Linked DNA regions of Homo sapiens: region 1 is linked to region 2. A link is a loop called in an ENCODE intact Hi-C map of the cell type or tissue named here. Cell type or tissue: CD4-positive, alpha-beta T cell. All regions are shown on one strand. Links, peaks and the distances in the headings refer to the core of each region. The heading gives the core; the rest is flanking DNA.

Region 1 (16,418 bases), core at 4,815-9,814, 58 kb before region 2:
GTGAGGGTAGGTTGGGCTGGGTGAGTGCCGGCTCACTTTCCCCTTTCTTTTCTGTAATAATACTTTTTTTCCTTCTTATTTTGGGGAATATATAGGCTATGATGAGGCTCAATTCAGCCGGATGTTTGTGCTCACGTGCTCACAGCGGCACTGGCCATGGCAGCTGGGGAGGGAGTGGATCCCGTGTGCGGGTGCAGAGATGGATGTGCTCCCTGCGCAGTGGGGCTGCGTTCAGCCCTCCAGAGGACGGGCTCTGATGTGCTGCCCGTGGACCCGCCCTGTGGACACGGTGAGACCCGCCCTGTGGACACGGTGAGACCCGACAGTCAGGAAAGGATGAGCGCTGTGTCCTTGCACTCACAGGGAGTCCCACGGCCGTCCGATTCCTAGAGGCAGAAAGTCGAATGGTGGGGGTGCCAGGGGTTGGGGAGGGGCTGGGGAGTTGGTTTACTGGGGACAGAGTTTCAGTTTAGGGAATGGGAAGTTCTGGAGATGGATGATGGTGATGGACACCAAGCAGCTCTTCATGCCGTGGAACTAACTGTGCACTTAGGAATGGGGAAAATGGTACATTTCCTGTTACATGTATTTTAGCACAATACAAAATTATTAAAAAATAAAAAGATGAGGCTTAGCCGAGAGTTGTGTAACAGCCCCCAGACAGAGCAATGGACAACAGAACTGAGAGTGCAGGGACAGGCTCCCGTCGCCTCCTCTGCGGGTGGGAGCCTGGTGCCCGTCTGGCTGCCCACGGCCCGCCCCTCCATGCTGCTCCCCTGGGCAGGACCTCCGCCGCCTCTGGGTTCCTTCACCTCTGGGTTCTCCTGACCGAGAACGTTGAGGACCAGGCAGCGGTCAAGGTTGGCCCGAGAGGAGGCGGTGGGTGGTGGGGACGAACCTCTCTGTAGGGAAGGGGCCCAGGAGCTGTCTTGAGACTCGGCAGCCCCCTCCCAGCTGGTGGCGAGCAGGGACAGGGAGGCCAGGCCGGTCACCTGGAGCAGACGGACACGGCCCAAGGACGCGGCTGGGGAAGGAGGGAGAGCGAGGTGGGGCACCTGGCTGGCAGTGGGGACCAGCCTTCGTCCCTCAGGGTCCATCAAGGGCGGAGCTTCCTGGATGTCGTGGGAAGGATGGTGGCATGGCCTGGACCCCGTAGGGGCAGCACAGGTCCCAGGAGTCTGGTACTGAGCTGGGCAGCCCCCGCCAGAAGCCGAGCTGGGGCACAGTCTTGGAAGCGACTGTGTGGGTTCCCCCTCTGCCTGGCTCCGAGGCCACCCCTTCCCTCCTGTGACTGGACGAGCTCCCAGGGGTCCTCTTGCCTTGCGCTGGCTTCCACGACTGGTGCCTGGCAACCAGGTCGCACAGTGGCAGACGGGGGGCTGGGGTGGCCGTGAGGTCCCTGGGCCCCCGCCACCCTCGTTCCCGGGCCCGGCAGGGACATATCTCCCCGGGGCTCCCACAGTCATGCAGGCAGTCGTCGGGGGTTCACACAGGATGAGGGTGCAGAGCTGGCTAGCGCACTCCAGGGCTCCCTGTGGCTCGCAGGCGCTGGGCCGCCTCACTGTGCCCAGCTTGCTGATGGGGGTCTCCGGGGAACACACCACTTCCCCTGGCCTGCCTCCTCCCTGCAAAAGGGCAAATCTTGCCTTGTGCGGCTTTTATTTGAGTAAATAACTGTGATAATGGAGGATTTTAAGAGGTGTTTTGACCCAGATTCAAACCTGCAGTGGAAAACACATGTTTTTTTTTTAGACAGTCTCTCTCTGTCGCCCAGGCTGGAGTGCAGTTGCGTGATCTCAGCTCACTGCAAACTCCGCCTCCCAGGTTCAAGCTATTCTCATGTCTCAGCCTCCTGAGTAGCTTGGACTACAGGCATGCATCACCATGCCCGACTAATTTTTGTATTTTTAGTAGGACAGGGTTTCGCCATGTTGGCCAGGCTGGTCTTGAATTCCTGACCTCAAGAGATCCACCTGCCTTGGCCTCCTAAAGTGCTGGGATTACAGGTGTGAGCCACCGCGCCCGGCCGGAAAACACACCTTCAAAAAACTGAGTCATCCTTTCCCTCCAGAGAAGCTACCATGTGTGGTGCAGTTTGCTTTGGGGACCCGCCTGGGTGGACCTGTCCCGGATCTCCGTCCGGGTCTGCCTGTGGAGTACCTGGCATCTCTGCCGAGGCCTGGGGTGCCCCTGACTGGCTCCTTGCCAGGGGAGGAGGCCTGGGGGGACCCCCGGGGGCTGCTGAGGTGAGGGGGGCCCAGGACCCGGCTGAGCAGAGTGAGTGGTCAGGGTCCAGCGCGGGCACAGAAGTGTGGGTGTTCACATCAGGGGCTGTGGGAGGGGCGTCCCCAGCAGAGGGAGGAGGGACGAAGGGGCCATCCCAGAACCCTGGGCTCACCACAGGGGGCATGGGGCTGGAGGGACCCTGTGAGGGGAACTGTGAGGGGCCAGCGGCTTTGCTGGGGACTGACCTGCAGTTGAGGAGGGAGGAGGGGCAAAGCATGGTGCCACCCAGGGCAGGACAGGGTCCAGGTGCCCAGCAGCCTCCATGGCACAGGATGGCCTGGGAGCCGCGTGGGAGCCTCGTGGGAGCTGGGATGTGGCGGCTGTGACCCGCATGGAGTCAGGGCCAGGCTCCTGCACCCCTGGGGAGTGGGCGCCCAGCGGGGCTACGGTGCTGGGGTGGGCTATCCCGGGAGGACAGCGTCAGTGGCTGTGGCTGGGAGTGAGGGAGGGGCTGGAAGGGCTCCCTCTCTGCACCTCTGCTGTCTGTGTGAGGTGTCGGCTCTACCAAAGCCCATAGCCTTCTCCTTGGTGAAGGCAGCTGTCACCAGGCGTGTGAGGCAGGGCTGCACCTGCTAGGCCCTCAAAGGTGAGGCTGGGACATCTCGCTGGGGCCTGGTGGCCAGGTCTTCTCCAAGTCCCTTGGGCCAGAGTCTGCTGGGGAGACCTGAACTATTTCTACTGTCCTGGGCCTCAGGGCAGGACGCAATGTGGGGACGCTTCCCTCTCTGCCCATGGGGTCCACCCGGGGAGCCCAGCCTGCGTTTCAGGCTCCCCCAAGTCCCAACGTGGGCCTGGTTCATGTCTCATCAAGAGAGCCTGTGGGCGATCTTACCTCCAGTCCACAGAGGGAAACACCTTGGACCCTGCGGGCGAGGCTGTGCCCCCGGGGACCCCTCTGGAGGGACCTGGATTGCCGGGGCCTGAAGTGGCCACAGCTGGGGCGGGGGGCCAGTTTCCCTGGGTGCTCTCTGCACCTGGGAGGGACATCCCAGGACATCCCCCAGTCTCACTGGGAAATCTGCCCACAGGGATGACAATACCCTGATTGTGAGGCATGCGGGTATCTCGCAGAGTCTTCCAGAGCTCATGGAGTAATTCTGGGGTGCTGATCAAGGTCTAGCTTGTGTGAGAGCCGGGGGCCACAAGGAGGGGCACGGCGCACCCCATAACAACAGCGGAAGTATGGCTGTTGGTGTTGGGACAGGGAGTTCTGTTTGCTGTCAGGGCCCAGAGACGTCCAAACCCTTTGGGAAGGGCTCACAGCTCCCAGGGTCGCCTCAGGCTCACGGAACCACAGGCCCAGTTTCCAGATGACCAACATAAGCTGCCCTTCCTTGGGCTTTTTCTGGGTTCGCTGCCATTGGCCACATAAAGGAAGGGCCAGTGGTTCATTTGAGGACACTGAGCAGGGTGAGCTTCTGAGCGTCTGCGCTCATGGATCCTGCAGCCCAGGCTATTTGGCACGCTGTGGCTGGAGCTTAAATTGTGGCTGACTGAGCCCCGTTCTCAGCTTAGTTAAAACTTCACGCAGCTGCCAGCTCAACAGGCTGCTTATGTGATTATTACAGTGAATTAGACAGGGCAAGGGGAGGACCACATGCTAGAGATGCTCAGCTTGGACCTTCCCAGGATGGATGTGGCTGGCCTGCTGCCAGCTTCCTGGGGGTGCATGGCTGGGCAGAGGCACCATGGGCAGTGGGCCAGGCTTCTCCAGCTCCCAGGACCTCCCCTCGGGGAGGACCGACCCTTAGGGTCCAAGTTTTGGGAGTGGGGGCAACCCCTGTCCCACACAGGGGACGGTGGACCTGCTGGGTAGCTGGGGGAGCTTGTACTGGGTAGAGGAGGCTGACTCAACATGCTCATGTTGTCATGAACCCCTCATGGGACTCCCCCAGAAAATCATATTCCTGTTTGGCCTGGTTACACACAAACAGACCTGGCCTAAGGGCGGTGTGTAAATACAATGTTTGGTTATTTGTTCATTCACCTGTCCATCCATCCATCCATCCATCCATCCATCCATCCATCCACCCATCCATCCATCTGTCCCTCTGTCTGCCCATCAGTTAATCCATCCATCTGCCTGTCCATCTGTCTGTTCATCCATCTGTCCATCCATCCACCCTTTCATCCACCCACCCACTTGTCCACCCATCCATCCATCCATCCATCCATCCATCCATTCATCTATCCATCCACCCACCCATCTATCCGCTGACCCACCCATCCACCCATCCATCCACCCACCCACGCACCCATCCATCCATCCACCCATCCACACATCCATCCACCCATCCATCCACCCACCCACCCATCCATCCATCCACCCACCCACCCACCCACCCATCCATCCATCCATCCATCCATCCATCCATCCACCCACCCATCCATCCACCCACCCACCCACTCATCCATCCACCCACCCACCTGTCCACCCATCCATCCATTCATCCATCCATCCACTCATCTATCCATCCACCCACCCATCCATCCACCCATCCATCCACCGACCCACCCATCCACCCATCCATCCATCCACCCACCCACCCACCCATCCATCCATCCACTCATCCATCCACCCTCCCACCCATCCACCCATCCATCCACCTACCCATCCATCTGTCCATCTGTCTATCCGTTTGTTCATCCATTCGTCCATCCTTCCATCTGTCCATCTGTCTGTCCATCTGTCTATCCATTTGTTCATCCATTCGTCCATCCTTCCATCTGTCCATCTGTCTGCCCATCTGCCTGTCCCTCCCATTCATTCATCTGTGTGTCCATTGCTGGCACGCTGGGGACAGAGAGCTTTATACATTGTCATCCTGCCCTGCAGAGGGGAAAGGCAGAATCAATCACTTCCAACCCACCCTTGTCAACCCCCCACAGGCCAGTGGAGGGGAGGACTACATGCTGAACACGCTCAGCTTGGACCTTCCCAGGATGGAGAGAAGGGTCAGAGAGCTTCCTGAGTGGGTGTCGGTGAGTGGATGTGGGCAGGCTCTCTGGACGAGAGTGGCCAGAGCCCGGGGTGGGCTTGTGGGTTGGAGGTGAATTTGTGGGAGGGAGAATTTTGCATGCAGCAGGAAGAGGTGAAGCAAGCCTGGACGTGAATGGGCGGCTTCTTCCCCACACTTCACCCCTTGTGCTGCCTGTGGAGTGAGCCACGGTGGCCAGTGATGGGCTTGCCCTAGGACCACTGTCCATGCCGAGTGGTGGCAGCCGCGCCCCGGGAGCACCCCCTCCTGCTGTGGTGGAAACGCAGCCAATGGACAGAGAGAGCCGGTCCCTGGAGCTCGGCTGAGTGTGACAGAGCTCCAGCCTGGGGGCAGCGAGGCTGCTGCACGGCCCACGGGACTCTGTCTTGAAGCGAGACCGTTACCATGACTGGCGCCGGGCGCCCACATACTGAGGTGTTTCTGTAGCACAGACACCCTGGGAAGAATGCCTGTCACACTCCCCAGCGGTCACGAGTTTCCCAAGAGAGTCAGATGTGGCCAGCTGCATGCGTCCCACCTTAAACACATGTGCACAAAAGACACTTCCTGGAGTGGGTGCGGGCGCCACCGTCTTGTGGCCACCGGAGACACTGATTCCTTTCCCAAGTCCCTGTGAAGTGTTTGTCTGAGGAGCTGGGTCTGTCAGCCTTTCTCTTCCACCTCTCAGCTCCCTTGGCCTTTGGGGTGAGTCTGCATAGACCTGCCCACCGCGGGACAGAGGCCTTCCCACAAGGACGAGGCAGCTGCTGTGGGACTGCCAACGTCTGTCTTTCTTGCCACACGGAAGGTCACCTGTCACCTGACAAGATTACCTGTCACTGATGGGCCACTTGTCACCTGAGGTCACCTGTCACCTGATGGGATCACCTGTTCCCTTTCAGCCCTCTTTGGCTTCAAGAGGTCGTGGGACCTCAGGTGTGCATCTGCCCTGGAGTGGTTTTGTTGTGGTTGGGGACATAGCTGTGTCCATCGCTTCTTGTCCCTCATCCCCCTGGGACCAGGCCTTGGGGAGCAGACAGCTGTGAACCCCCAGAGCTGTGAGTCAGTGCGAAGTGGGGAGAGAGCAGCCCACAAATCTCCAAAGGACAGACCACCATCCGCTCAGCTCCCAGCGCTCCCTGCGTCTCGGTAGTTCCTGCTACTGGCTGCTCCGTCCTCTCCAGGGCAGGCTGACTTCGTCGTCACCTGTCAGGCACAGCAGACGCCCACGGCAGGTGTGAGGTGAGGAAAGAAAACCGGACCCCACAGCCCTGAGTCCTCCCAGAGGCTGCTGGAGGGACGGGTGCTCTGCAGGGAAGCTCTGATGTCAGCGTTGTCCCAGTTTGCAGGGACAGGTCCTTGGGCCGAGGACCTCACTTTCAGTCAGCCACAGAGGCGTCCCGCAGCCCATCACCCACACGGAGAGTGCGAATGGCCTGGCCCGGCCTGCCTGTCTCATTCTCCTGTACACTCCAGCAACACGGACACCCACACCTTCCAGTCCCCCTGAGATCCCCAAGTCCTGTGCAGGGGAATGGTGGTCTCTGAAGACACGTCCACCTGCTGACCCCTGGAACCCGTGAGCATGCCTGCCCGAGAGGCCGTCTTTGCAGATGTAACAAGTTAAGGCCTGGAGAGGAGATCATCCTGGACTGAGAATGCCAGCAAACCCAACAACAGCCGTCCTTAGAGGAGAAGGGGGAGGGAGACTTGAGACCGGGACGGGGAGGGAGGCCACGTGGAGACGGAGGCAGAGATGGGAGGGGTGTGGCCACAAGCTGGGAGAAGCAGCAGCTTGTGTGCCGGAAGCTGGGAGAGGCAGGAAGGAGTGTCCATCCTGAGCCTCGTGAGGGAGCCGGCCCCGCCCACACCTTCCTCCACTTTGGCTCTGTCCTCCTGCCGGTGTGAGGAGCCCCCAGGCACGCGGGCGCCCCGCTTTAGAAATTCAGTTTAGAAGGTGCACCTGTGCATCAGTACCGAGGCATCCCAACTTATAAAACCCCAAATCAAGTATTTTATGAAAAAATTGCATATGTCTGTGTAGCTTTGTGGGAACGTTTATTTATTCATGTGAGACTCCAAATGCTTCACGCAGAAAAACAGCGACAGAAACACAGGATGCAGGGCAGAGATGGCATTTTACAGGGCAATATTTTCAGCGGCCACAGGAGGGCGCGTCTATAAAAGAAAACAGGACTGTGCGCGAGTGACCCACTCCACTCCCACCCGAGGCACGCACACACGCATGCACACACATGCACACTCACATGCACACACACACACACGCAGTCATCCACCCACATAGGCACACACATGCACAGACACGAAGTCACCCACCCACACATGTACCCTCACACATGCCTGCACACACACATACATGCACACTCACACATGCACACACATGCATGCACACATGCATGCTCATGCATGCACACCCACATGCAGTCATCCATCCACATGTGCGCACATGCACACAATCACATGCACTCACACGCACCCGCACCTGCAGTCACCCACCCACATGTGCACACACCCATGCACACATGCAGTCCCCCACCCACACATGCACACACACATGCCTGCACACACGCACACTCATGCATGCATGCACACACACACGGTCATCCACCCATATATACACACACATGCACATTCACATGCACACTCAGTCACCCACCCACATGTGCACACTGACATGCATACACACGCATGCACACACACATGCAGTCACCCACCCACACATACTCACACATGCCTGCACACGCATACACTCATGCATGCACACACGGTCATCCACCCACATATACACACACATGCACGTTCACATGCACACTCGCATGCACACATGCAGTCACCCACCCACACGTGCACACTCACACACGCATACATAGACATACACACACACGAAGTCACCCACCCACACATGCACCCCCACACCCCCATGGCCACCTAGTGGCGTTAGTCTTATTTTAATTATGTTCAGGTTAATCAAGGCTAAAATCGAGTTGAAGGGTGAGGGGCCTGAGTGCTTACACGGTCCCATCGGTGGAATAAAATAATTAGTTTAAGGCAGAGTGGGGAGTTTTTCTTGTTGAACAGTTAACATCCAGTCTCACAACCTTCTAAATGACATATCAAAAGCTTCGCAAGCACACAATTTTAAATGATAAAATCAGGCTCTACCAAAAGTTCAAGGTCACTTTTTTCCCCCTACACTCCCATGCCAAAAACATTTCTATAGTTTTTACTCAAATAACATTTGACAAATGGTAATTTGCGTTCTTCTGGGCTAATAGAGAGCAATAAAATCTATTGTTAATATTTTCAGCACCTTCTGGCTAAAATAATCCCATAACCCACTGAACCGTGCACCGCCCCCATAAGTGGTGGTACAAGGAAAGGTCAGGGCCACCAAACCTATCGCACAACCGCTGAAGTCAGCCACCCTGGCGGCCGGGGAGCGAATGGGAAGCACTTGACAACACCTGTCTTGGAGTTGCTTTTTGAAGCTTTGGTCAGAACATGCAGTCGTTTCCTTAATCCAGACTTTTGTGATCAGCAGTTTCTCCAAGGCGTGGTTGAACGGCCTCATAAGTAAAGTTGGCTTGGAGAGACCAGAAGACGTGGCTTTCACCCAGACCGATGACCGCTCTGCAGTGCCAAAGGGTGTGGCGTCCCGATTCCAGGGCCCTTTGCTTCCTATCCACTTGTTACCAAAATCAGGTAAAAAATTACCGAGGTAAAGAAGAAATAACATAAAGAGAGAAAACACAAAACTCAAAGCCAAAACTGTCCCAAGCCTTATAATACTTGTGAGCGAAGTCCTCAGCCCCTCCCGTGGTGCCCTCGATTCCCGTTAAAGGGCAGGAGCAGCAGCAGAAGCTGCTGTGAGCTCCAGGTCTCCACCTCATCCCCAACAACCATGCTCCCAAACCAGACAGCAGCAGCTGAAAACCGCAGAGCACCCTGCACTGTTGCCAGCCAATCCAGGAAGATAGATCATGCTGGTACAGACGGGTTTCAGTGCGGATGCAAATGAACTTATGCATGTGACTCTTCTTAGCTTTAAGCCTTTTACCTGAGGGTTTATTGTTGGAGTTATAGCAATGTATGGTGATGATAAAGGGTCTCCAGCATCATTCCGTGTAGTAAAAATGATGCTTCATCCGGGAGGGGAGGACTCCCCAGCATCTTACTCCCCGCCAGGCCTCCCACGCCCACCTGTTGGTATCTGAGGGTGAGGCGTGGAGGTGGCCAGACCATTACAGTTTGCCCGAGCGTCTAGATTTAGGAATTCTGTTGGACTTAGGAGCATCTAGATTGAGGTAAAAAGAGCACAGTCTACAAAGAAACTAATTGTTCCCGCTTTTACGTGCTCCTCAGTTTTAAAATCTTTTAATTTTAATTAAAAATAAGGGCCGGGCATGGTAGCTCACGCCTGTAATCCCAGCACTTTGGGAGGCCGAGGCGGGCGGATCACGAGGTCAGGAGATGAAGACCATCCTGGCGAACATGGTGAAACCCCGTCTCTACTAAAAATACAAAAAATTAGCCGGGCGAGGTGGCGGGCGCCTGTAGTCCCAGCTACTCGGGAGGCTGAGGCAGGAGAATGGCGTGAACCCGGGAGGCGGAGCTTGCAGTGAGTGGAGATCGCGCCACTGCACTCCAGCCTGGGCGACAAAGCGAGACTCCGTCTCAAAAAAAAAAAAAAAGATTAAAAATTAAAAAAAAATTAGCTGCCTTGACAAAGTCTTAGCTAAAGTACCAAGCATCATGGGAGAATATAAATATAAATATCCAGCCAGTCAAATATATTTCATAAGGAATGAGGCGATTGTAGGCTGGGCGCAGTGGCTCACGCCTGTAATTCCAGCACTTTGGGAGGCTGAGGCGGGTGGATCACCTGAGGTCAGGAGTTTGAGACCACCTGGCCAATATGGTGAAACCCTGTCTCTACTAAAAATACAAAAATTAGCCAGGCATGGTGGCACGTGCCTGTAATCCCAGCTACTCAGGAGGCTGAGGCAGGAAAATCGCTTGAACCTGGGAGGTGGAGGTTGCAGTGAGCGGAGATGGCACCATTGTGCTCCATCCTGGGCAGCAAAGCAAGACTCCATCTCAAAAAAAAAAAAAACAAACACACACAGACACACACCAAAAAAAAAAAGAACAAGGCAACCAACTCCATTTCAGATTAAGCGGCTGCCTTAGGTCCCTGGGATTTTGTTTTCATATGTAATCTCTACAGTTTACGTATTTTCGTATGTAACTTCTACGGTCGGACCAGATGGCAGGCCCCGTCCCAACGCCAGCCACTTGCCTGCTATGTGTTTCCTCTGTCGGCCCTACAGATCTGCCAGTGGCATTACAATCTCTTCAGCACAGGTTATATTTATCACAGCCGTTTAGACAGAGTTAGAATTAATTAGGGTATGTCGCAAATGTCAGATCGTTAAATGAAATGGTAAAAAGTAAATTGTGGTTTTTGGCAAGCAAGTATTTCATAAAATAAGATCCCTTGATGAAAAAGTAATTGCTCTAAAATATATACTTTTATTACCACTTTTAGGGACACAGATTAGCAATCTAAGTTTTAAATTTGATATGAATGGCAATGAATTCTATCTGCCACAATACAGCATGGAATTTGATGTCTAAAATATTCCTAAAGGGTGATTGAATAGTCAATTAAAATATAGCATTGCTAAGGGCCTGTGTGTGTGTGTGTCTGTGTGTATTTAATGCAAGTCAGTTGTTCTTTGAATTTTAAAAGTCCTTACACAGAATTTGGTATGATACATAATGGGAGAGACATTGAAAACTGAAGCTATAAAATACAGGAACCTTTGCAAGGAATGATAGAATTGGTGGGAGGTGGCCTGGGATGGTTAGCACTGAGTGGCCCCCCACGGCTCGCTTCCCTTGGTCTCTGGCCATCAGTGGTGACCGGTGATGAAACCGTTACCAACAGTTTCAGAAATTTCCAAACTCAATCCTGTCTCCTTCCTACAGTTGATTCTAACGGCACAGAAATGATTTCTGTTTCCACGAGTTCATGCTGCTCACGTTAAGCGGCTGTGACAGAGCCTGGTGGGGCACTTGCAATTCTTCCTTGTTTTTCAGTTGTTTATGGTTGAAAACACATCTTTTTCAGCATGGAAGGAATTTCTACAGAAGGCAAAAGGAATGTGTGTCCAGAAAAGGATCTAATTTTGAAGAGTCGAGCAAGTAACACTCACATGTTTGATGGCACAAGAGAGTTAACTTAAATAGCTTTAACCTGACTGGGTGAAGTGGCTCATGCCTGTAATTCCAACCTTTGGGAGACCGAGGTGGGTGGATCACTTGAGTTCAGGAGTTCAAGTCTAGCTTGGGCAACATGGCAAAATCTTGTCGCTACAAAAAATACAAAAATTAGCCGGGGGTGGTGGTGCATGCCTGTAATCCCAGCTGCTTGGGAGGCTGAGGTGAAAAAATTGCCTGAGCCCGGGAGGTGGAGGCTGCAGTGAGCTGAGATCATGCCACTGCACTCCAGTCTGGGCAACACAGTGAGAGTCTGCTGCCTCCTCCCCCAGAAAATCTTTAATCTAATCAACAATGAGGCTGGGTTTTCTAAGACGTTGCCTAAAACATGAAGTTCCAAAAATGTTCTGGACGACGATGGGGTGGTGGCTTCTGCCTGAGGGGCTGCACTAGCACAGAAGAGGGGACGGTGTCCGGAGTGTGCACGTGAACCAAGCCAGTGCCTCATGGTCACGGCCCCACAGCTCACTGTGCACACCCACACACAGACATGCATATGCTGTGTGCACATGCATGCATGTCCAGGACCACAGGCTCTTCCTGGGACAGGATCAGGAAGCAACTCTGGCCCCAGGCAGCCCCTAGCACGTTACCCCCACCCAGTTGTCCAGCCTGACTGAGTCTTATTTAACTTTACAGTTTCCTGAGAAAGCCTCTGTCTAGGAAGGTGGCCATGGAGCCCTTTCTCTCATTGTGTCCCGAGTCCTCCTTTGCCCACCACACAGTCTGGCCCCACCTTCCCCTCCCCTCCTCTCCTCTCTTCTCCCCTCCCCATCCTTCCCCTCCTCTCCCCTCTCTTTCCTCCCCTCCTCTCCTCTCTTCTCCCCTCCCCATCCTTCCCCTCCTCTCCCCTCTCCTTTCCTCCCCTCCCCTCCTCATCTTTCCCCTCCCCTCCTCATCTTTCCCCTCCCCTCCTCATCTTTCCCCTCCCCTCCTGAGCCATGCTGGCTTCACAGCTGAGTCACAGCTGTGGGGGGCGGTGGGGGGTGATTCCAGGGAATGGCTGGAGGGAAAGGAGCACGTGTTTTGGACTAGAGGTGATGTGAGAGCCATGTGTCCAGCCCTTGCTGGAGGCCAGTCTGAGCTGGCTCTCGGCCCTGGGCAGGGCATGGCCTTTCCCGGATGGGGTTGTTGTAGGAATCCCACCGGTCTAGTGTTTGGGGTTGAATTTTGTCTCCAAAAAGAAGGGTTGAGTCCAACCCAGGCCCCACAAGGGCCGCCCTGTTTGGGAGGAGGGTCTTTGCAGATGGATTTGGGCTCAGATGAAGTCATCCTGGAGTTGGGGGCCCCAATCACTGCTTCAGGTCCTTGGATGGAGGCCATGTGACAGAGGCAGAGAGTGGAGTGAGGCGTCTGCAGGTGAGGCATGCAGGGAGGGTCGTGAGGTGAGGAGAGGTCCCCAAGAGCCTTCCACACCTTGGAGGGGCATGGCCTCACGGACGCCTTGACCTCAGATGCCGGCTTCCAGAACCATGAGATGCACCCTCTGTTGTTTTAAGCCCCTGGTTTGTTAGAATGGTCCCAGGCCACGCACACTCGTTGAGCGGCTATAGCCAAGCTCCTGCCCTGTCATTGTTGGGGGCCCAGCAGCACGTGGAGCCTGCAGACTTTGGAGCTGGGTTCAGGGCTCATCTCTAAGCCCCAGGTTCAGCAGTGGCTCCTCAGCAGGGGCGAGTGCCCCCGACACAGCACAGACTCCTTGGCCTTAAATATGCAGCTTCATCTCCGTCTCCAGCTGAAATGGTTTGTCACCTTTGCTACTGGGAGATGCTCACGCTGCTGGGACACCATCCCTGTCCCTCCTCAGCCTGTGTCCTAAAGAAAGTGCCCGGTAGCAACCAAAAGCATCGGCACTGAGGACAGTGTTAGGGGCTCCAAGTAGCTAGAGGGACAAGGCCTGCCTTCGGCTTCTCCAGGGAGCACCTCCTTCACTGTCACCTCTAGGGAGCACCGTATTCACCACCACCTCCAGGAAGCACCTCCATCACTATCACCTCCAGAGAGCACCTCCTTCACCATCACCTCCATCACCTCCAGGAGCACCTCCATCACCTCCAGGGAGCACCTCCTTCACCGTCGCCTCCAGGAGCACTTCCATCACCTCCAGGGAGCACCTCCACACCTCCATCACCATCACATCCAGGAGCACCTCCTTCACCATCACCTCCAGGGAGCGCCTCCATCACTGTCACCTCCAGGGAGCACCTCCTTCATCGTCACTTCCAGGAGCATCTCCATGACCTTGAGGGAGCACCTCCTTCACTGTCACCTCCAGGAGCACTTCCATCTCCTCCAGGGAGCACCTCCATCACCTTCACCTCCAGGGAGCACCTCCTTCACCATCACCTCCAGGGAGCACCTCCTTCACTGTCACTTCCAGGAGCACCTCCCTCACCATCACCTCCAGGGAGCACCTCCTTCACCGTCACTTCTAGGAGCACCTCCTTCACCATCACCTCCAGGGAGCATCTCCTTCACCATCACTTCCAGCAGCACCTCCATCACCTCCAGGGAGCACCTCCTTCACTATCACCTCCAGGGGCACCTCCATCACCTCCAGGGAGCACCTCAATCACCATCACCTCCAGAAGCACCCCCGTCACCATCACCTCCAGGGAGCACCTCCTTCACTGTCACCTCCAGGAGCACCTCCTTCACCATCACCTCCAGGAGTACCTCCTTAGCTGTCACCTCCAGGGAGCAGCTCCATCACCGTCACCTCTAGGGAGCACCTCCATCACCTCCAGGGAGCATCTCTTTCATCATCACCTCCAGGAGCACTTCCTTAACCGTCACCTCCAGAGAGCACCTCCATTACCTCCAGGGAACACCTCTTTCATCATCACCTCCAGGAGCACCTTCATCACCATCACTTTCAGGGAGCACCTCTGTTGTTGGAGGGCAGCATCTCTGTCACTGTCCCCTCCCTCCTGGGCTCCAGGTCATGACTGGTCAGCCTCAGTGGGGCTCTAAGGTCTGAGGCCTCTCTGGCATCAACCTCTTAATAAATCTCTCTCTGTGGCCAAAAACGTTCCACGTCATTTCTTCCTCAATGTCACTTTCCTCGCTGAATAACCGATTAATGCGACATGAGAATAATTTACAATAAGATGACTGTATTTGCTGTGAAGCCCAGGTCAGATGTGAGGGGTGTGACCGTCGGATCAGACAGTCCTAGAGCCCGCAGCGTCAGCTGCGCGCCCGCCTGTCCTCCACTGCGGGCTCTGGAGGTAATGGAAGGGTCTGCCGCCAGTGCTGGCGACCGTCTTCCCCAGCCAGAGCCTGCCTGGGCCGCACAGCCGTGGCTTGACTGTCAGCAGCTCCTGAACATGGCACAGTCTGTGCTGGTGGGATTCTTGGTTCTGCTCTGTTTATGACCAACACGAGGTCACACCGAATGCCAGAAAGTTAAAGGAAGGATCCATTTTCTGAAAAAAGGCAGCAGTGTTTCTGTGTGGTGGTGACCCTGGGGCATCACCCCACCCTGATCTCTTGACCCGCGGTGATCTCTTCTGGCTGCAGCATCTCCCTCCCACCGGCTGCAAGACGCAGAAAGACCGCAGGGTCTGAGGGGGGCTCCTGGGTTTCAGTTCCACCTTCCACTTTGCACAACATGATGATGGGGGCAGGGTGACTTAACCTGCTGAACTTCAGACGTCCCATTTACAGGACAGAGATAAAAAAACCCCAAGCACACAGTTCCCCATGCACCTGGCTGGGTTTCAGGTGCCCGGGACAGGTGGGTGGCCCTGCCTACTGGAGCTCCCACTCTGGGCACGCACAGAGCCCAGAAACGGGGTCACCACAAATTGGAACTCAGAGCAGAAAGGCCTTGTCGGGCGGGAGGCAGGCCTGCTGCGAGGCTGTGCACACAGTTCCACTTCCAAAGGCTGAGGAAGCCAGGGTGATATTCAGCAGCCTCGCTAAATGCCCCACGCTCGTTGCATAGATGAAGACATCTGGGCTTTAGAGAGAAGAGCCTGCCAGGCTCACGGGGGTTAGAGGCGGTGGACTCCAGACCCTCCACTGTGGACCGCAGAGTAATGGCCCTGATGACGATCACGTCTCAGCCCCAGAACCTGAGAGCAAGTCGTGTTTCACGGAAGAGGGAATGGAGGCCGCTCCTCAGCCGACCCTGAGAGAGGGACCTGTGGCAGGCTGTTCTGGGCGGCGCCTGACGTAGCGCCTGGGGTGGGCTCTTCCGGGCGGCGCCTGACGTAGCGCCTGTGGTGGGCTGTTCCACGCGGGCGCTTGACGTAGCGTCTGTGGTGGGCTGTTCCACGCGGGCGCCTGACGTAGCGTCTGTGGTGGGCTCTTCCGGGCGGCGCCTGGCGTAGCGTCTGTGGTGGGCTCTTCCGGGCGGCGCCTGACGTAGCGTCTGTGGTGGGCTCTTCCGGGCGGCGCCTGGCGTAGCGTCTGTGGTGGGCTCTTCCGGGCGGCGCCTGACGTAGCGTCTGTGGTGGGCTCTTCCGGTCGGCGCCTGGCGTAGCGTCTGTGGTGGGCTCTTCCGGGCGGCGCCTGGCGTAGCGTCTGTGGTGGGCTGTTCCGGGCGGCGCCTGGCGTAGCGTCTGTGGTGGGCTGTTCCGGGCGGCGCCTGACGTAGCGTCTGTGGTGGGCTGTTCCACGCGGGCGCCTGACGTAGCGTCTGTGGTGGGCTGTTCCACGCGGGCGCCTGACGTAGCGTCTGTGGTGGGCTGTTCCACGCGGGCGCCTGACGTAGCGTCTGTGGTGGGCTGTTCGGGGCGGGCGCCTGATGTAGCGTCTGTGGTGGGCTCTTCCGGGCGGCGCCTGGCGTAGCGTCTGGGGTGGGCTGTTCCACGCGGGCGCCTGACGTAGCGTCTGTGGTGGGCT
Region 2 (16,418 bases), core at 6,671-11,670:
TGTTGTGTGCTGTGTGTGTCATGTGTGTTGTGTGTTGTGTTGTGTGTGGTGTGATGTGTGTCATCTGGTGTGTTATGTGTAGGAAGTTATGTGTGTCTTGTGGTGTATGTGTGGTGTGCCTGTTATGTGTATTGTGTGTTGTGTGTCGTGTGTGATGTGTCGTGTGCTGTGTGTGATGTGTGTCATATGTGTGGTGTGTGTCGTGTGGTGTGTGGTGTGTGTGGTGTGTGTGGTGTGTGTGTGGTGTCGTGTGTGTGGTGTGTGGTGTGGTGTGTGTGGTGTGTGTGGTGTGTGTCGTGTGGTGTGTGTGAGGTGTGTGGTGTGTGTGGTATGTGTGGTGTGTGGTGTGTGTGGTGTGTGTCATGTGGTGTGTGTGGTATGTGTGGTGTGTGGTGTGTGTCGTGTGTGTGGTGTGTGTGTGGTGTGTGTGGTGTGTGTGGTGTGTAGTCTGTGTGGTGTGTGTGTGGTGTGTGTCATGTGTGTGGTGTGTGTGGTGTGTGTGTGGTGTGTGTGGTGTGTGTGGTGTGTGTCGTGTGGTGTGTGTGTGGTGTGTGTGTGTGGTGTGTGTGTCATGTGGTGTGTGTGGTGTGTGGTGTGTGTGTGTGGTGTGTGTGGTGTGTGTGTCATGTGGTGTGTGTGTGGTGTGTGTGGTGTGTGTGGTGTGTGTTTGTCGTGTGTTGTGTGTGTGTGGTGTGTGTGTTGTGTGTGTGTTGTGTGTGTGGTGTGGGTTTCATTCATTGGATGGATATTGAGCCTCTCTCTCCCTTTGGGGCTCCTGCTCACCCCTGGCTTGGGGAGTTTCTCGGGGTGTTTCTCTGAGCACCTCTGGTCCCTTCCTCTGACTCTGATCTCCTAGTTTATTTAACTCGTGGGGCTGCCTCGACGGATTTCTGCATTTTTCTTATCCCTTTTCTCCTGTTTTCAGTTTTTCTTGGTACTTGGAGATTTCCTCAGCTTTGTCTTCCAAACTTTCTTTTTTTTATTTTTAATTTTTATTTTTTTTATTATACTTTAAGTTCTAGGGTACATGTGCACAACGTGCAGGTTTGTTACATATGTATACACGTGCCATGTTGGTGTGCTGCGCCCGTTAATTCGTCATTTACAGTAGGTATTTCTCCTAATGCTGTCCCTCCCCGCTCCCCCCACAGAAAGATTTTGCTTCTACTGCCACGGGGCTGTTTTTAATTCCCGAGCGTTCTTTTGGGTGTGTAAGATGGCATCTTGCCTTTGTTTCATGGATGTCACATTTTCTCTGATTTCTCTGAACATTCTGCTGATATTTTCCATTAGTTTCCTTCTCCCCGTGGTTTTGTTCCACAGAGCAAATAGTACACTGATCTGTGTCCTGAAGCTCAGGCACCCAGGGATCTCCTGGGGTTTGATGCCGGGGCTCTCTGAAGTCCGTGGGCAGGGCTCATGGGCCCCTTGCGGACACCCACTTGGGAACCTCACGGTTCAGATCCAGGGACCTGCTCCCCGGGAGTCCAGCGTCCTTGCAGGGGCCTGCGATGCCTTGTGCGGCCTGGGCCGTGCTGCTTGGCGTCTGCACGCAATGGCGAGGGCTCCCGGCTCCCTGTGCGGAACCCTGTGCAGCCAAGGGGAGGCTCCCGGCCCGGTGTGCAGGTGAGGGGTCTCCCGGCCCCGCGTGCAGGTGAGGGGGCTCCCGGCCCTGCGTGCAGGCGAGGGGTTTTCCCGACCCCGCGTGCGGGTGAGGGGGGGTCCCAGCCCCGTGTACTTTTGCTGGTGGCCCTGGTCATGAGGCTTCTCTCCCTGCCCACAGCTGTCCTTGGGGTCTCGGGGTCCAGGGGTTGGCCCCATCTCTTGCTGTGCTACAGGCCCAGACCCCCCAGGGTAAAGGACTTACTGACCCCTTTTGGGAATTGTCTCAACTCCAGAGACCTGCCCGTTGGGGCCACTCCCTCTGGTCCCGTGACTGTGGGCACACCATGTCCAGGCCCCACCCAGGCAGCTCTGAGGGGTCACCTGACCTCGGGGCTTTCTGCTGGGCTGGCGGGGCCTTCAGTGAGACCCACTGCGGAGGTGCCCATCCCACAGCCAGGGCAGCAGCGCCCTCCTGCTCACCTCCAGCCAAGTTGGCTTCCCAGAGGCTGCAGCCTCACCCGCACCCCAGGCTTTCATCCCTCCCCACGCCCTGCCTTTCGGCCTCAGGCTTCTCCAGCATGGGTGAACTGAAAACACCCACGGAACACCCCTCTAGGTGGGGTGGGTGGCTGGGCGGCCACCTCACTGGTCCTCGACAGCCCACTGCACCCCCACATCCCCACTGCACCCCTTACTGCACCCCTCCTACATCGCCACTGCGCCCCACTTTGACCTCCAGGGCATCCCTTGTGCCCACTGCACCCCTATGCACCTCCGCATCCCCGCAGCACCCATGGCGCTCCTGCTGTGCCTCACTGCACCTCCCGCGGCAGCTCCCTGGGGATCGTCACTGCCACGATGAGTTGCTCAGCTTTCTACCAGCCCGAGCTCTCTTGACCTCCGGCACCTGCTGTCTTCTCCCCATCGGGTTTCTCCCTTGTGGTCACGTTAGTGATGTTTTGGAGCCGTGGACCAGGGCACCACGTTTCACTGAAATTCACCCCAGGTAGCTGAGTGTGGCAGGCTCTGCAAAACACCAGAGCAGCATCGCCCAGCAGAAAGGTGGAGCTCTCTGTCTGTCGCCGCGACGTCTCCAGCGTCCCGATGTTGTGACTTGAGCGCTTGTGAGCTCTGATTGTGGCTGTCGTGTTGGAGATGCAGTCCCCGGACGTGAGACCTGTGCCTGGGGGTGCACAGCTGACCCAGCCCTGCTGGGGTGTAGCCTCCCTCTGAGCAGAAGGGTGGGTTCACCGGGGGCTCTCTGCTGAGTCCACACATGCAGCCAGGCCTCTCCTTCTCCTGTGCAAGTGTGTAGGAAGAGAAGAAGCCGCTGAGGGTCAGCCCGGAGTGTCTTAGCACCTGGGATCATGGCTACTCGAGGGCCGTCCTGTCTCAGGCCGGATTTTAGTGAACGTGCTAAGAAACCATGTTCTGTTGTGTCTTCCCAATGCCTCCTCTGTCGCTCCTGGATGAACAGCCCAGTTCCTATGAGGTCACTCCTATTTCCACTGACTGCCAGTTTGTTCTTTGGGGTTAAGTGGTGGCATCTCCCTTTTTGTTGAGTGTGGGCCGGGTTTTGAAGGCAGGCACGTTCCTCTCCTGCCCCCGGCAGAGGTCTGGAGCAGGCAACATTCACTTCTGCACACATCTGTGGAAACCCAGGTGCTGAGTCCTGTTTTTCCTTTTTGAACCCAGTGTGGGGTGTAGACCCTACGCGGGCACGCCCTTTTGGTAACGAGCCTCTGGCAGGATGCTGTGGTGTCCTGAGATGGGAGGGTTAAAGGAGGCATGAGGTCCTGTGCTGGGATGATGTACTCGGGCAGCTCCACCCAGCGGAAGCCGTGGTGATCTTACTCTCTTAGGGTCTTGATTTCCTTCCCCCCATCAGTGGAGAGTGGCATCAGCCTCCAAGCAGCATGCACAGGAGGACTCAAAGTGGTGGGCGGTGAACAGTGTCCAGAATGCAGCACGTGACCCCCAGATGGACGAGCCCGCTGACCATGGGTGGGCTCAGGGGCCACCACATCACAGACTAGAAAGTGTCTCACATTTTCAGGGGGCAGCAATGTGAAAACACGTCCGTGGAGAAATTTTGCAGATAATACACCTTCAGCAGACAAGAGCTCTTACCATGACTTAAAAGTGTGTGGGTTTGTCTTTTAATTACTAATAAGGTTAATTTTTTCCAAAGCCCTCTGACTCCTCGCCCCTTTAAAATAGTGTGGATGCCGTGGGACCTCCACCCGCCCTCATGGTCAGAGGGAGTTGCAGAGCTGCAGGGGACAGGGTCATTTTTGTGCAGTAACCACGGGTGCAATAACCAGGCTAGAATATGCAGGGATGCAGCTAATTAATGAACCAAATGACAACACCCCTATTAAACCATTGTAATCAGAAGTGAAATCATATCATGCTGTCGTGGAGACAGCTGTCCTTGGAAGAAGTGAGGACAAGCTTCGCCCTCATTCGCTCTTGGGTGTGATTATCCACACTGGGGTCACTCAACAGCATTCTGGGCTGGGGAAACACTGCCTCGGAGTTGGCTGGTCAGCGCATGATGGGTTCCTTTGTGTGGGGCAGGCCTGGTTGTGGCATTTGTTTGGAGGGGTGTGTGTGTGTGTGTGTATGTGTGGTGTCCCCATAAGATTTTTTTGAGACAAGCTGCTGTTTCTCTGCATAAATATAATAGCCTAATTTTAATATTCGCCTGACTGTGCGTCTAAGTCAGCTGGAGAATGTGTCACAGGAGGAAAATACTAATAGGATATGTGCCAATTTGCAGTTTAAGTAAGGCTGCCTCTAATAGGAGTTGAGAGCTTTGTATTAACCCCCAACAATGGAGAGAAGCCGTCTTGGCGGCTGATTACTTAGGCAACCTCCAGATAGATCCACACAGCCCATTGAAATTCCAATCATTTCCACATACTATTCCCACCTATATAATTGTCAACTGGCCCTTATCATTATTTATTATGCAAAATTGAATTTTTTTGAAGCGTGAAGAATGAAGTAATTTCGTATGCAAACAGTTAAACTCTCATGTGTATTCTGATTACGTACGTGTTGATAAATTCACTTATGATGAGTGACAGTGTGAGATTTTGGGGTTGGATCGGTCAATCCGTGGAAGACACTGATGAAAATGACAAACCTCATGCCAGAAGCGTCCCCGGCACATCTCGGGTGGAGTGTGCAAAATGTCAGTGTCTAGCCGCTGTCTATTAATAACTAAATATGATTGTGTGTAATGAGCAGAGATTTTTGTGGTGATTGAAGTAGGATTTTTTTGATCTCCCAGATGTTGCTGCTTAGAAATTCATATTGCTTTTCTCCTGATGATGCCTCCTGACCTTCTCAACCCTCTCCACTGTTAGAGCCCCTGTTATTCCCGCACCGCGTTAAGTTGGGGGGCTGACGTGTCCTCCGCCACTGGGCCGATGTTCTGCCCTTTGTCAAAGTCCCCTTTTCCCGTGTGGCCCAGCACCTCCTTTAGGATGAGGCTGCACTGGTGGGGCTGGGAAGGCTGATCAGGAGGTTTGCAGTGCCAGGTCCAGTCCTCACCCCTGGGGTCAGTTTGGCCTCGGACCAGGCACGAGACACCTGGCCTTTTAGGAGGGGGGAGGTTTGAGGTCAGCAGTGGCCCCAGAGCCTTGGGAGAGGGGCCAGGGGAGGGCCATTCTAGATGCAGCCCAGGGAGCCTGCAGCCCATGGCTACCCACGAAAAGAAGAGAGGTCTAAGAGGGAGCCCGAGTTCCCACGCAGGGGAGATGAAGACCAGGGCGGGCAGGGGCCTGGCCCAGGTTCTGGAGAAGCAAGGGGTGCTTCTCGGATATCACGGTGGATGAGAGTGACCCAGAGTCGTTAACCAGAGTGTCTATGCGGCCGTGACGAGGCGTGGACTCGGCTGTCCCCATCACGTGTTCATGAGCTGAGTCTTTTATCCAACAGATACTTTCACGGAGCATCCAAAAAAGTTCCCATCATGTGCTGAGAGGCAAAGAAGGCTCAGCCGTGTTCCTGCCTTGAGGACTTGAGCCAGAAACGGCATATGGGAGAGCCAGGGACAGCACACGGGAGAGCCGGGGAGGGCACACGGGAGAGCCGGGGAGGGCACACGGGAGAGCCGGGGACGGCACACGGGAGAGCCGGGGAGGGCACACGGGAGAGCCGGGGAGGGCACACGGGAGAGCCGGGGAGGGCACACGGGAGAGCCGGGGAGGGAACACGGGAGAGCCGGGGAGAGCACACGGGAGAGCCGGGGCGGCACACGGGAGAGCAGATGAAGGTAATACATGCAGTGGCCCAGCTCGGGGGTGTGGATTCTGTGTGAAGATTTCCCTAGAGGAGGGGCTGCAGCCCCCGGAATCTGAAGCCAGAGTTTGTATGAACAGCAGCAATTCCCAAGCCCACGTCTCCCAGGCCACGGTTTGAGAAATGGAATCTTCCCCCTATGTTAGGATAGTGCTTCATTCCAAAAAAAAAACCCTTCCTAGGGCCAATTCCCAAGTCTAAGTTATGAGAACAGAAAGTAAAGTCGAGTCCCTTCAACAGTTCTTGGAAAATGCACCGGGAATGCTCAGTGTTTCTGGAGCCAAAGCCTTAATTCAAACAAGCAAGCAAACAAACAAGCCTGACGTTGAACATAAAACACATCAATGAAAACAAAGAAAATAATGCAGAGAGGCACATGACTCAGCTCGCAATCAGCGGCCCCGCGAGGGAGGCAGCCTGTGCACTGGGCACGCCGAAGCCCCTCCGGCGGCGGCTCTTTGTTCCCCGCGTCACCTCACTGCACGCCCCGTCACCAGCGTCGTGCTCCAGCAGCGGCGCTCCTCCAGCCAAAGAGGGAGGCACTGACGAAACCCGTGCAGTCAAATTCTCGCGGCCTGTGGTGGGTTGAATCATGTACTCCTAAAAGATATGTTCATTGGGAGGCCAAGGCAGGAGGATCACTTGAGCCCAGGAGTTCAAGACCAGCCTGGGAAACATAGCGAGACCCCCTTCTCTACCAAAATAAATAAATAATAAATAAATAAATAAATAAATAAATAAGCAAGCTGGGTGTGGTGGCTCGTGCCTGAGGGTGTAGAGAGCACCACTGCACTCTACACTAAAAAAAAAAAAAAAAAAAGGTATAATCAAGGCCTAACCCCCAGTACCTGTGGGTGTGACCTTATTTGGAAATAGGGCCATTACAAGATGTGCTCAGGTGAAGATGAGGTGATACTAGGTTAGGGTGGGCCCTGCCTCAATGACTGGTGTCCTTATTTGAAGGTCACGTGAAGACACAGACCCAGGAGGGTTCTGAGAACACCGGGAGACAATGGAGGCAGAGGCTGGAGCGACACATCTGCGAGCCAGGGGACACCAGGGCTGGCCTGCAGCAGCAGAGGCCGGGAGAGGCAGGAATTACCCTCCCCCAGCGACTCCAGCAGGGACCTGGCCCTCCAGGGGCTTTGGTTTTAGACTTCCAGCCTCCAGAACCGTGAGACAGTAAATTTCTATCATTTTAAGCCATCCAGTTTGTGGCAATTTGTTATGGCCGCCGTGGGAAATTGATACATAGCCCGACTGGGCTGGTTTGGTGGATTTTAACATGCTAAAAGTTTGTATTTAGGGCCAGGCATGGTGGCTCATGCCTGTAATCCCAGCACTTTGGGAGGCCGAGGCGGGCAGATCACGAGGTCAAGAGGTCGAGACCATCCTGGCCAACATGGTGAAACCCCGTCTCTACTAAAAATACAAAAATTAGCTGGGCGTAGTGGCACACACCTGTAGTCCCAGCTACTCGGGAGGCTGAGGCAGGAGAATCGCTTGAACCCAGGAGGCAGAGGTTGCAGAGAGCCAAGATGGTGCCACTGCACCCCAGCCTGGCGACAGAGTGAGATTCCATCTCAAAAAAAAAAAAAGTTTGTATCTAACATTAAAAAACAGCTTTATTGAGATATAAATCTTGTGCATGCAATTCACACATTTAAAATGTATAATTAGGCCTGGCATGGTGGCTCACGCCTGTAATCTCAGCATTTTGGGAGGCTGAGGCAGGCAGATCACATGAGGTCAGGAGTTTGAGACCAGCCTGGTCAACATGGCAAAACCCAGCTCTACTAAAAATACAAAAATTAGGTGGGTGTGGTGGCAGGTGCCTGTAATACCAGCTACTAGGGAGGCTGAGGCAGGAGAATTGCTTGAACCTGGGAGGTGGAGGCTGCAGTGAGCTGAGATTGCGCCACTGCACTCAACCTGGGCAACAGAGTGAGACTCCATCTCAAAAAAAAGAAAAAAGAAAAGTGTACCATTAGATGGTTTTTAATATGTGGCCCTTCATGTCTGGCATCCTTCAGGTAGCATCATGTTTCCAAGCTTCATCCACGTTGTAGTGTGTGTCATTCCTTTTTATGGTTTGATACTATTCCAGTGTATGAAGCTACCACATTTTATTGATCTGTCTGTCAACGGACATGTGGGTTGTTTCCATATTTTGACTATTATGAGTAATGTTGCTGTTAACATTCATGTTTACATTTTATTTAATTTTTTTTTGAGACAGAGCCTTGCTCTGTTGCCCAGGCTAAAGTGCAGTGGCATGATCTTGGCTCAGTACAACCTCCGCCTCCCAGGTTCAAGCAATTTTCCTGCCTCAGCCTCCTGAGTAGCTGGGATTATAGGCACCCGCCACTGTGCCTGGCAAATTTTTGTATTTTTAGTAGAGAGGGGGTTTCACCATGTTGATCAGGCTGGTCTTGAACTCCTGACCTCGTGATCCACCCGTCTTGCCCTCCCAAAGTGCTGGGATTACAGGCGTGAGTCACCGCGCCTGGCCATGTTTAAATTTTTGTGTGGACATAGGTTTTGCGTTTCTCTGGGTGTGTGCTTAGGAGCTGACATGCTGAGTCATGGTATCTCTATGTTTAATCATTTGAGGAACTGTCAGACTGTTCTCCAAAGCAGCAACACCAGTTTACATTCCCACCAGCAAGGCGTGAGGGTTCTGATTTCTTCACATCCTCACCAATACTTCCTGTTATCTGACTTTTTCGACTCTAGCCATCCTAGTGGGTAGGAAGTGGAAAGTGGTATCTCATTGTGGTTTTGATTTGCATTTCCCTGATGACTAGTGAAGTGGAGCATCTTTGTATGTGCTTATTGGCCATATGAATATCTTTCTTGGAGAAATGTCTATTCAGATTCATTGGCCATTTAAAAAGTTGGATTATTTGTCTCTTTTATTATTGAGTTGTAAGAATTTCTTATGTATTCCAGAAATGAGTCCCTTTTCAGATACAAGATTTGAAAATATTTTATTTCATTCTTTGGGCTGTCTTTTCACTTTCTTAATGATATCCCTTGAAGCATAAAGGTTTTTAATTTTTTTGAAATATTGTGTTTCAGTATTTTCTTTTTTTGCTTTTGCAATTGGTGTCATATCAAAGAATTCTTTGTCAAATCTAAGGTCATGAAGATTCCCCCTGTTTTCTTCTAAGATGTTATAGCTTTAACTTTTACATTTATGTCTTTCATCCATTTTGAGTTAATTTTTTTATATGGTGTGAGGTAAGGGTTCAGTTTTATTTTTTTCTCTTGTTTTATAGGTGGCTCCACTGGAATCCAGTTGTCCCAGCATCATTTGTTGAAAGACTATTCTTTCCCCACTGAGAAGTCTTGACACCCTTGTTGGAAATCAGTTGACCATAGATGGGACAGTTTATTTCTAGACTTTCAGTTCTAATCCATAATGAAGCCAGTACCACACTATTTTGATTACTGTTGCTTTTTAGTAAGTTTTGAAATCAGGAAGTGTGGGTCTTTCAACTCTGTTCTCCTTTTCCAAGATTGTTTTGGCTATTCTGGGTTTCCTGCAATTCCATATGACCTTCAGAATCAGCTTTTTGATTTCTACAAAGACATCAGTTGGGATTCGGAAAGGAATTGTGTTGAATTGGTAGATCATTTTAGGGATCACTGCCGTTGTAACAATGTCAAGTCTTTCAATCCATGAACATGGGATGTCTTTCAATTTATTTAAAACTTCTTTAAAGTTTTTCAACAATGTTTTGTAGGGTTCCAAGTATAAGTTTTACATTTGTTTTGTCATATGTATTCCCAAGTATTTTATTCATTTTGATGCCATTGCAAATGGAATTATTTTCTTTTTATTTTATTTTATTATTATTATACTTTAAGTTTTAGGGTACATGTGCACAATGTGCAGGTTAGTTACATATGTATACATGTGCCATGCTGGTGTGCTGCACCCATTAACTCGTCATTTAGCATTAGGTATATCTCCTAACACTATCCCTCCCGGCTCCCCCCACCCCACAACAGTCCCCAGAGTGTGATGTTCCCCTTCCTGTGTCCATGTGTTCTCATTGTTCAATTCCCACCTATGAGTGAGAATATGCGGTGTTTGGTTTTTTGTTCTTGCGATAGTTTACTAGGAATTATTTTCTTAATTTAGTTTTTGGATCACTCATTGCAAGTATATAGCAATAAAATTGGTTTTTACAATATCCATCTTGTATTATGCTATATTTCCAAACTCATTTGCTAGTTCTAATAGTTTTTAAGTGAATTCCTTAGGATTTTCTGTATATAGGACCATGTTATTTGCAAACATAGATAGTTTTACGTCTTCCTTTTCAAACCGAATGCCTTTTCTTTTTCTTGCCTAATTGCCCCGGAAACTCCAATACATTGGTGAACAGCAAGGTGAGAGTGGACATATCTGTCTTTTTTTGTGACCTTTGTGGGGAAGTATTCAGTATTTCACCATGAAGTATAATTTTAGCTGTGGGTTTTCCATAGATGCCCTTTCTCTGGTTGAGAACTTCCTATTAGTAGTTTGTTGAGCATTTCTATCATGGAATGAGGTTAGGATTTTGTCAGATGCTTTTTTTCTGCATGTATTGAGATGATCATGTGATTTTTGTTCTGTTGATATGAGGTATTACCTTAATTGATTTTAAAATGCTCAACCAATCTTGTATTCCTAAGATAAATCCCACTTGGTCATAGAATGTAATTCTTATTATAGCTGCTAAATTCAATCTGCTAGTATTTTGTTGAGGATTTTTGCATCCATATTAATAAGAGATATTGCTTTGTAGTTTTGTTTTCTTGTGACATCTTTGTCTTGTTTTGGAATTGTATAATACTGGTCTTATTAAATGCTGCACATTCTTTACAAAAAACAAACCCCCAAGCTGTCATTTAATACATTTTTCCAGGGATCAACATAAAATTTGATACTCTTGCAGTTACTAAAATCTCCAGTCCAGAGGAACAGGGGCAGCAGATAGCTGGGAGGTGCCCTTTAAGTGTGTTAAGACAACGATCAGCTGCCCTCAGCACTGATGTCAGCATTGGCATCTCGGGTAGAACCAGTCAGACAGGCAGACACCCGGTGTGGGAGCTTGGGTTCTGCCTGGCACTGAGAGTTCCTAAAGGCTTGTCTTGGGCACACAGTGTGAGGTGCTGTCTTCTCGCTGGTGCTGAAATTCACGTTTCTGCTGTGTCTTTCCTGTGAGGGCCAGTCCCAGACATGCTTCTGGACATTACCATATCCCTTCTAGGAAGATGCTGAACATCTCCAGGGACAAATTGGAGCCTGAAGCCTCAGAGCTACTGATGATGAAGGAAAGAGGCAAACATTCAGGAGCCACAGTGCAAGCTGAGGACAAGAGAAAGGCAAGTGGGGCCAGGCCACACACACCTTGTTCCCACCTTTGGGCTTTTTATCTTCTTCTTCTTCCGTTTGTGCCGTCTGTAAACCAGGGAGGAGAACGTCTCCTAGAGGGAGGGAGGAGGCAGACACCACAGACAGAAGTGGTCTCCATTTCCTCCTCGAGGGCCATTCCTGCGGGAAGCAGTCAAAGCTGGGGGTGCCAACGACAGCCACTTAGTGGGAAAGAGCCCAGGGAAGCTTTCTGCCTCTGAAAAAAAAAATAGAATTATAGACTGTTCTAGAACAAGGCATTTATGCCAGAATTCCATCTCAGTGACATTGTCATTCACAGAGTTGCTTGAGCCCAAATATTAAGAATCATCCTTGACTCCTCTCCTTTCTTCCCTCTCCCACATCCAAACCACACCTTTGCTTGCCAAATCAGCAGTAGCTGCTGCCTGCTTCATGCCCAGAGCTGCTCAGAGCATGATCTCTTTTCAGCATCTTGACTACTCCCTCCCCAGCCCAGGCCCCCTATGCTCCAGGAACTGTCTCTCATCCACATCTCAGACCTCACACTCGCGGGCTCCTTGACTGGGAAGGTGTTCCTGTCTCCACAGCCAGTCCTCCCCGAATCCCTCCATCTCAGAGAGGCCTTCTCTGCCCCCTGCACCCCTGTATCATCCTGCTTCATTTTTCTCCATTGCCTTTTCACAATGTGACCTTATACATGACCCGTTTTCTCTCCTCTATACTATGATGGGATGTGGGTAGGAATTTTGTTCATCCTGATCATAACTGGCGTATCCCCATCATTTATAAAAGAGTCTTGCATATTCCAATAGGCAATTGCTGAATGAATGGATTAATAATACTAGAAGGAAAAACTGTTGACAAGGGCACTGTCTTAGTCCATTTGCGTTGCTATGAAGGAACACCTGAGGCTGGGAAACTTACACAGAAAAGAGGTTTATGTGGCTCATGGTTCTGCAGACTGTACAGGAAGCATGGTGCCAGCACTGGCTTCTGATGAGGGCCTTGGGAAGCTTCACTCTTGGCAGAAGGTGAAGGGGAGCCTGCGTGTGCAGAGTTCTCATGGTGAGAGGGAAGCAAGAGTCAGGGAGGCACCAGGTTTCTTTAATAAACAGGTTTCACAGGGACGACTAGAGTGAGACTCACTGACTCGTTACCACGAGGGCCAGGCCAGCACCGAGCCATGCATGAGGTATCTGTCCCCATGACCCAAACACCTCCCACCAGGCCCCACCTCCAGCACTGGGATTCAGTTTCAACACGAGGCTTGGAGGGCCAAATACCCAGACCACAGCAGCCACCTGAGCCTGTCCACTCATGCAGCTCCCGCACGGCTGGCATGTTGGGGCATGGCCTTGCCTAAGTGGTCCTGTCTGCCTCCCACCTCCGAAGAGCGGCCTGATAAGGCCTGGGGGCTGTGGCACTGAATCCCTAGCCCATCACTCTTGGGGAGTTTCTTTAAGAGGCATCACTGAGAAGGGCATTTGCCTAGGCCAAATGGCTTCACTCGGCCCTCTCCTATGAAACAGACAATCGGAGCTCCAGAGCTCCAGAGCTGGGAGGGGCTTTGGCCACATCCACCTCTTCATTTTAATGCTGACCAATCTGAGTCCCGGGGCTGGAAACTGACCTGCCAGGACAGACTGCTGGTGGGAGGTAGAGCATGCCCCCTCAGCATCCCCTGGTGGGTTGGATGGATTTTCTTAAATACTATGGAGAAACTGAAAGTCTAGGATGGAATATCTCCTTTGGAAAATGTTATTGGGGTTAGCATTGGGGAGATGATAAGATGAGATAAATACAACTTGCATTTTCAGCAGCTCTTTTCCAAAGAATGAGTAAAAGGTTTCTTGACCACCATCCTCCTCTGATCATACAGAAAACAGTGGGTGGCTTTTGCTCATATCAAAACCACCTGTGATTGATGAGCAAAATTCGGGCTTCCTCAGAAAGTCAAGGGTGAAGTTGGATGTAGAAACTCACGACCTTCATGGAACTGAATCCATTCCCAGCACTTAGAGTTGAATAAATAGTTGTTGATTGAGTGGATAAATTTATAATTTTAAGCTTCTGGCTCTCTTAGCTAATCCAGGAGTCCGGGGAAATCAGTCTCTGTGAAGTTTTGATCAAAGAGGCCTTAGATCCCTCCGGAACAAGGATGGATAGAAATAATAATAATTTTAAAGGTGGGCCACCAGTGCCGGGGAAGGACGGGAAGTGCTGTTTCCCACATTCAGCAGGCACCCGACCACTGCCTGCTACGGGCATGGCTGCGGGAGGCCAAGTGGGACGAGAAGCGAATCCCTGCCGTAAAACTGTTCCCAGCCGAGTGGAGGAGAGAGGGTGTGAACACACTCTCAGGACGCTGTGCTGTGACTGGGGTTTTAGTGCAGCAGATTGAGAAAGGGAAAAAACGTGGCAGGTGGGAAACCCCCTGGGTAAGTCCAAGAATCTCCAGCCACACAAGCGTAGCCTCTTACATTTATGTATTTATGTATTTATTTATTTATCTGAGATGGAGTCTTGCTCTGTTGCCCAGGCTGGAGTGCAGTGGCGTGATCTCAGTTCAATGCAACCTCCGCCTCCCGGGTTCAAGCGATTCTCCTGCCTCAGCTTCCCAAGTAGCTGGGATTACAGGTGCACCACCATGCCCAGCTGATTCTGTGTTTTTAGTAGAGACAGGGTTTCACTATGTTGGTCAGGCTGGTCTCCAACTCCTGACCTCAAGTGATCCACCTGCCTTGGCCTCCCAAAGTGCTGGGATTACAGGCGTGAGCCATCGTGCCTGGCCAACCCCTTACATTTATATCACACTTTTTCTAGGGGCTTCCTTGCACGTTATTTCTAATGCAATAGACAGATGTGTTTGTCCTTCTCACAGTGTAGTTCACTACGTTTTAATGAACTCTTCTTCTTGTATTAAGGCATGGCACGTGCACACCAGAGGGGCTTCCAACAGGGGAAGGGGGAAGGGGGCGTCTCCTTCCCAGCCCAGGCGTTCATACATCTTCCTAGGACTCAGCCACTGTCACTGGGAACTTGTTTGTCCTTCCCAAAGCCAAGCATGTGCACTGAGGCAGAACTGTGAACTTACAGGATGGGTGAAATAGACAACACACGCGATCGACAACCCTCCCCGCTGTATGAGTGACGGCAGTGCTTATTGGCAGTGAAAGAATTCAGCCCTTGTCGTCTTTAACCGTATGAAAGTTGAGGAACAGACGTCTCCAGGCCCATTACTACAGGTTCAGGGCAGCCCCAGTCATGGTGAAAAGGTTTAAGGCCTAGGGCATATTGGTCCGTAGCAGGGCAGTTGGGGCAATACCGCGATGCTTGGGGTGGGCCGGGGGCTGCCAAGAGGAGCACCCCCGGCCGTCCAGCCCGCTGGGCACTAGCTCAGGCTCTTGTTTGCCAAGACGTTTCAGTCCCACCACGTTTGATTTATTTCTGTCCCAGTCTCTGTTTAAATCCATTTAACAGCTCCCAGTGGCCTCCAGGAAAAAACTCCAAATCCTTGGCCCGACATCCAAACCCGTCTACACCGGGGTTCAGGCTCCACTTCGGAGCTTGTGGCCCCTGCCCAGCCCGGGGGCAGGTTTGTGAAGCCAAGCTCCTGCCCCTCCCTGCCCACCCTGGAGAGCCCCGAGTTCTCTCCTCCTCCCCGCTCACGGGTGCTGCCCGAGACCCAGCCCTCCCTCTGCTCTCCCTGCACCTTCCCACCAGCGTGGACGTCCCCTTTTCTGGATTCCTGTAGCTTCAGCAATGCGTTTTCTGCCTTCATTTCTAGGACACTTTGGGGTGACTTGCTGTCTGACCTCTGTTTCTGAAGGTTGGGGGGCTGTTTATTTTGCATTTCTGAATATGGAGTAGAGAATTTTGTTCCATGAAGGTATTTACATAATTATTTATTAAAAGAAAAAACCCCTCAGCTGTTTGAAATTTTTTTCTCCCAGAAGGAGCTCTGTTTTAATGGGAATGGGTCTGAAAGTGGATTTAGTTTACAGATGCTCACAGGAGGATGGTGACAGGGAGGCTGTGTCCAACTGTCACCGCAGTGCGGAGGCATGTTTGGCACCTCGGATCACCTCTAGCTGGGGCTGTCCCGCAGCCGCCAGGCCCACACCCTAAAGGATGTGCGCTCTGTGGTTTGAAGGAGATTAAAGGAAACATGGAGAAACCCCCTGCAGACAGAGGCCGGGCCCTGCTGCCACATCTAGACCTTCCTGACGGATGAGGGGTGCCAGCCATATTCTTTTTGCTTTGATGTAGGGGGTATGTGTGTATTTTGGGGGCTGGGGAGGGAGGACTGAGGCGGACCCACTCTTGGCCAGGCCTGAAACCCTCCCATTGGCACCCCTCTTTGAGCTCCGGCTCACCGCATGCGGCCTGGTGCCCATCACCCAGGCTGTGCCAGGGCTGGGGGTGGCACCCGTAAGAGGCGACACTGTCTGTCTCTGGGCCTTGCCACCCACCCCTCCAGCCTGGCATTTTGTGAATGAAAGCAGGGCTTGGTTGGGGCAGGTGTGCCAGCGATGGAGGTGCTGTGTCCGCATGGGGCCTCATAGCTCAGGGCTTATTAGGAGCATCGATCATCTGCGGTGCCATTTCCAAACTCCCTCTCCCTCACTCAACTCGCTAAACCTCATTCTTTCCCACACCCAGGTGCTCGGGTGAGAAATGGAGTGTTAATGAGTGTTGGCTTGCTGGCCACGGGCTGGGAGGGGGTTTCCCCCTCACTCCTGACCCCGCATGACCCTTGCCCCCTGACCCCGCACAACCCTCATCCACTCAACAAGCTGCTGCATCTCCCTTTGACCCTGACCCGGTTTTTGGTGGCCCGAGAGTGGACCACGTCCATCCTCCCACCCTCAGAGTCCTGGCTTCTGGGGGGCGTAAAAGCCAGAGGAGCCGAGGCCCCGGCCCACGCTCGGAAACACTCTCAGCCTGGAGACATCGGCTGCAGCTCCCCGCACGCCCTGTCCCCTCCCGCTCTGCATTAATCTTGCACTGACACCCTCTTTATGCTGTTGGAAAAATCGAAATGCCAGGAGGCGGGAGGCAGGGAGAATCCCTCATCAGCAACGTTTATGGTATTGACTTGCATCTCATTGAC

What was found. Peaks named below come from ENCODE experiments on the same cell type or tissue, not always from the same donor. Only the 100,000 strongest peaks of a DNase experiment are listed, where the experiment ranks them.
Region 1: a loop joins it to region 2, with 4 times the contacts of the local background. A loop is called at or near these places in 7 of 110 quality-filtered maps.

Annotation. Positions count from the first base shown.
Region 1 is chr7:157,425,685-157,442,102 of GRCh38, forward strand. No RefSeq gene overlaps it. Among named protein-coding and RNA genes, the nearest start is that of DNAJB6, 97 kb to the left of the region's middle. RefSeq lists silencers at 2,138-2,303, 3,697-3,897 and enhancers at 6,693-7,202, 15,687-16,218. In CD4-positive, alpha-beta T cell, for the core only: a CTCF peak has its summit at 7,447 (motif pointing right); DNase peaks (open chromatin) are centred at 7,136 and 7,427; H3K4me3 peaks cover 542 bases.
Region 2 is chr7:157,482,153-157,498,570 of GRCh38, forward strand. LOC101927914 (a long non-coding RNA gene) reads left to right here. Exons shown (of 4, transcript NR_110157.1): 3 at 11,181-11,295; 4 at 16,178-16,418. Among named protein-coding and RNA genes, the nearest start is that of MIR153-2, 84 kb to the right of the region's middle. RefSeq lists enhancers at 8,383-8,677, 13,662-13,811 and a silencer at 11,049-11,249. In CD4-positive, alpha-beta T cell, for the core only: no CTCF peak of the experiment used is centred there; a DNase peak (open chromatin) is centred at 8,609.